Regions from separate parts of the Mus musculus genome. Here region 2 is linked to region 1. Evidence: chromatin loops called from intact Hi-C (ENCODE). Cell type or tissue: heart. All regions are shown on one strand.

What was found. Hi-C counts contacts between places; a loop is a spot of excess contacts. Peaks named below come from ENCODE experiments on the same cell type or tissue, not always from the same donor. Only the 100,000 strongest peaks of a DNase experiment are listed, where the experiment ranks them.
Region 2: a loop joins it to region 1, with 9 times the contacts of the local background. A loop is called at or near these places in 2 of 42 quality-filtered maps.

What each region holds. Positions count from the first base shown.
Region 1 is chr4:117,864,828-117,867,327 of GRCm38, reverse strand. Slc6a9 (solute carrier family 6 (neurotransmitter transporter, glycine), member 9) reads right to left here. Exons shown (of 14, transcript NM_008135.4): 10 at 2,440-2,500; 11 at 2,231-2,330; 12 at 2,032-2,132. Among named protein-coding and RNA genes, the nearest start is that of Ccdc24, 6.4 kb to the left of the region's middle. In heart, no CTCF peak of the experiment used is centred here; a DNase peak (open chromatin) is centred at 1,037; H3K27me3 peaks cover 694 bases.
Region 2 is chr4:118,084,350-118,086,849 of GRCm38, reverse strand. The region is part of intron 2 of St3gal3 (ST3 beta-galactoside alpha-2,3-sialyltransferase 3); the gene reads left to right. Among named protein-coding and RNA genes, the nearest start is that of St3gal3, 49 kb to the left of the region's middle. In heart, no CTCF peak of the experiment used is centred here; no DNase peak of the experiment used is centred here; H3K27ac peaks cover 264 bases.

The DNA of each region.
Region 1 (2,500 bases):
GCCTTTCTGGATTTTCTGCCTCCTAAAAGGCTTCTCCATGGCACCTCCCATCTGTTTAACTCAAAATCACTCGGCTTCCTGTTCTGCATGGCCTGACACTTGAGGTTACCGCACTGACTGTGGGTCTGAGGTCTTGCACAATCTCATTTATCTATTTGAGCTGATTTGTACCGGGAGATGCTCAGATCAGGAAGGGGGCCGAGGAGCAAGCTACGTAAAGTCTTGCCTCACTGTGGCTGTGATAACAAGCCAGCTTGTTGTGACAGCTTGGAGGGTGCCCAGGGGCTACAGATGCTGTGTCCAGTAGCAGACACATACCTCTCTGGAAAGAGGAGAGCTAAAGATCTAAAAGAAACAGGAGACTTGGCCAGGTGGCTCACAGGCCACACCAGAGGACCTGTAGAAAGGACTCGCCATGCCTGTCAGCATTTAGGGGCATCCCGGAGCTTAAGTTCCTCTGACCTTCCCCACACTGAACCTAGGGCACCATATGTGTGTGACATCTTTACTAACCTAGTGGAGTGAGTGTGTGTGTGTGTGTTTGCTTTTGTTTTTTTTTTTTTTTTTTCAGGACAGGGTCTCACTTGTGTCACCCTAGCTAACCTAAAACTCCCTATGTAGACCAAGCTGGCCTCAAATTCAGACAATGGCTTGCCTCCCCAAGGCTGAGATTAAATGCGAGCGCCACCGCACCTGGCTTAACAAAGCCTGATGTATGTGAGGAATTTTTTCACTGCAGTTATGAAGGAAGGAAGGGGTTTGTCAAGAAGAGCTGTCACAGGCACATAAAGCTCCGAAGAGAAATATGTCTGCCCGGCCTGAATTCCTCATCTTAATGTAACTCCAACCCAGCTTTTGGACACTGCCTGATTCAATCTCTCTGCCTAGACAATCCACAGAACCCAGGGAAGGCCCTTGGTGGGTAAACTCAGGTACCAAAGTGCAGCTCCCCAGCCCTCAGAGAGCGTCCTGGTTCTGGGCCAATGCCACGCCCCCAGAAGGCATGGCGCTGGGCAGTGGTTCCCGCCCTCTCTGCCCTCTCAGCCTTGAAAGGAGACTTCCGCTCCTCCTGTTTCAATGCTGGGCCTGTGGCCAGAACTGTTGTCTGTGCCAGGCCCAGGAACATCCCACACCCCATGCGGTGGAGGCCTCGGTCCTCCAGGGACCTCTTTTCAGAAATATGAGCCAGTGTGGAAGTCTGGTCTAGCGCTTTCCACAATTCGGAGAACTGAGCAAGACACAGGTAGCTCTGGACACTGCCCTGCCATTGAGTGAGCCCTCTGACCCTCTTTTCTCATATAGTGATGATTAGGCCATTAGCCCCACCTCCCACTTCAAACAGAAGCAGCAAAATGCGCCTGGGTTAGCCCACAGGCCTGCAGCAGGTTTCTTGCCCCTTATTAAGTGTGGGGTGGGCTTATTTAACATCCCTGTGCCTTAGAGTGGGGAGAATTGATGATCCAGAGAGTGTTGCTCAAGTTAACATGTGAACAGGGTGGAGGAAGGACCGGCCTTGCAGGGAATCCTATCAGCAGTGCAGTGTGCTCTGATACATTCCCCTGATGCTTGATGTTCAAAGAAATGGGGGTGCTCCCTTCAAGGCCATTCAACTTCCCAGCCTTTGAGGGCTTAGTCCCATCACAGAGTCAACCTGACTCCTAGCCCTGTACCCACAGGTCCTGGGGCTGTGGAGAAATGCTGCCACATTCCCATGTGTCTCCCTGCTTAGGGGCAGCCTCCATGGGGCCTAGGTGTGAACAGTAAAGTAGACAGAAGCCACACTGATCCCAATGACTCCCGAGGCCCCTTGGAGGCAACTGGGCAGTAATGGCATGGAGTGAGGCTGTGTCCCTGACATTGCAGCTCTGAGCATATGTTACTGGCTTCAGTCAAACAGAGGGCTCAAGATCCACTTCCTAACCCATGGCCAGGACCTGGCACCTCTCTGAGTGTGCATGCATCTGACTATCTGGCCTTCTTAGATGCCCAAAGCTAGAGCTACCTGGGAGCCCCCCCCCCCCAGGAACTTACAAAGATGATAGCCGGAGAAACAAAGCGCCAACAGATCTGGAAGAAGAGAGGCGGGGGAAATCCTAGCATCATCTGGATGTCCTGGAAGTAGTTACGGTGCCCTGGAGAGACAGGGGTGGGAGATATTGTCAGCAGCTCAGGAGAACAGAGTGGGCCAGTCCGAGACGGACACTCGAGTCCACGGAAGGGTAGCACTCACCATAGATGTACATGATGGATACACACATGATACAGGAGATGACAACCAAGGAGAAGCTGGCTGCATAGTTGTCCATCAGCAGCAGCCAGTAGATGCCTGCCTGTGGGCCAGTGGGCAGGTAAGCCAGGGTTCCACAGACTAGGCTACTCATCCATTCCCAAGTGCCTGGCGATTGCAGCCCCGCCTCACCCCCACATCTCCATTCTTACCTGGCTGGTAAGGGGGATGCCCAGCAAGAAGCCAGCCACAGCGACGCCCAAGGTCACGTAG
Region 2 (2,500 bases), 220 kb before region 1:
AAGTCACAGAGCTCCACCTGCTCTGCTTTCCAAATGCTGGGATTAAAAGCATGCGCCACCAGAACCATTATCACTTGTGTGTGTGTGTTCTGTGTGTGATTGTATGCGTGTGAGTGCAGGTGCCCATGGAAGCCAGATCCACTGGAGCTGGAATTACAGGCAGTTGTGAGGTGCCTGACATGCCTGCTGGGAATTGAACTTGAGTCTCTGGAAGAAGAGTCAATGTTCATAACCATTGAACCATGTTTCTAGCTCCTCCATCGCACGCATTTCAGCTTAACTATCTTTTCCAGTTGAGGATTGACAGGACATGGCTCCACTGTGAGTTGACTATCTGTGGCCTGATGACTTTTTGATTTTGGTTGTGGGGACAGTGGGGATAGATTCTCATTCCAGGTCAGCTCGGGTTGGCTTTTGCCTTGCTCCAGCCTCCCCAGTGTCAGGGTTATAAGCATAAGACATCGTATCCAGCTTGGTGGTGACGGTGACGTACCGCTACAGAGAGACCAGTCAGGGCTGGGAAGGTGGCTCGGTTGGTGAAGTTCTTGCTTTTTGAGCACGAGGACCAGAGTTTAGTTCCCAAGAATTCATGTAAAAAGTACCAGGGTATCAGTGTGCACGCAGCAGCCCAGCCCTGGGAGTGGAAGCTGGAGCCCAGCTCCATTGCAGCCAGGATTACCTAACTGGCGAGCCTCAGGCTAATGAAAAACCCTGCTTCAAAGGCAGTGGCCAGGCTTTGTGTGAGGCTAAGACCTGGGGTTGTCCTCCAGATGCCTTTGCTCCACACGACGAGCTTCCACCTAGATGGGAATATGTCCACAGACAGACAGACAGACAGACAGACAGACATAATACAGAGAAGATCAAGGCCAGGCATGTATAGAAGTAATAGAATACTTGCCTGCATCCACGAAGTGGATCTTCCCAGGTTGGATTCCCAACACTTCAAAGTGAAAGAGAAAAAACAGAACACAAGGAAACATTCATTAGTTTCTTGAATGATGAATTTTTAACTTCATTATAAAGATGGGAAATGTGAAAGCACAATTCTTAAACGTCAGTATGACGGCTGGAGAGATGGCTCAGCGGGTAAGAGCACTGGCTGTTCTTCCAGAGGTCCTGAGTTCAGTTCCCAGCAACCACAACCATCTATAATGAATGGGATTTGATGCCCTCTTCTGGCACACAGGTGTACATTCAAATAGAGTATACACACACATCTTTAAAAAATTCATTATGAAAAAGACAACTTTATTTTTTATTATTCCTAAATTTTATTTGATTTTATAGAAGTGGCGGTTTTGCTTTTATGTAATCTGTGTGCTGTTAGATTCCTGGTGCCCCAGGGGACCAGAAGAGGCGTTGAATCTCCTGGAACTGGAGTTATAGGTGGTCGTAAGCTGCTGTGTGTGTGTGTGTGTGTGTGTGTGTGTGTGTATGTGTGTGTGTGTTTGTGTGTGTGTGAACCTGAGCCCTCTAGAAGAGCAGCTTGCGTTCTTAACCACTGGGCCATCTCTCCAACACCCACACCCCCATCTCTGGCCCAGTGAACTTGGTGAGAACCTCAGATCCAGAAGGCTTTGGTGGAAACCAGTATTTCTAGTCTAGTCGTCCCCAGTGAGTCCCCAGCAGTGGGCTGGCAAAAGGCCCAAATATAAGTTGAAAAATGTTTGAAGCCGCAGCATGATCTTGAAGGTAGCTGTCTACAGAGTCCCGTTAACACTGTTCTATTTTGGGTATAAATGTCTTCATTTATTCAGAAGAGGGTGGGAAATTGTACATATGTTCATGTTTATCTATACATAAGCCTAGATCACATCTAGATTTGCATACGTGTGTATAAAATAACTGTGAGCACGAAATCTAGAAATAATAACTTTGGTTGCCTTCCAGGAAGAAAGCTGGGAGATGTGAGACTGAATAAAGTAAGAGAGAGTGCTAGAGAGAGAGGGAGAGAGAGAGAGAGAGAGAGAGAATGTGTGTCTGTGAGACTGGAGAAGGTGAGAGAGAGTGCTGGGAAGAGAGACAGAGAGAGGGAGAGGGAGGGGGGGAGGGAGTCTGTGAGACTGAAGAAGGTGTGAGAGAGTGCTGGGGAGAGTCGGGCTGGAGGAAGAGAGGGTGCCAAAGAGCATGTGTGTGTCTGTGTGTGTATGCATCTATGTGTGTGTGTGTATGTGTGTATGTATATGCATGTGCCTCTGTTTGTGTTTGTGTATGTGTCTGTGTGTGTATATGTGTGTGTGTCTCTCTATGTGTTTCTGTGTGCATACATGCTCTCACCATGCTGTGTGACCCACTATTCCCACTCCCAAGAGTTCATCCACAGCGTTCCTGCAGAGTTACCCACTGCAGGATTTTCTGTGTGTTTGCTTGCACTGTCATTTTTCCTTTTCTCTTTTGTGTGTGGGTGTCTTGCCTGCACGTGTGTCTGTGTACCATGTGTGTGCCTGGTGCCCCAAGACCAGAAGAGGCTAGAAGATTCCCTGGGTCCTCAGTAAGA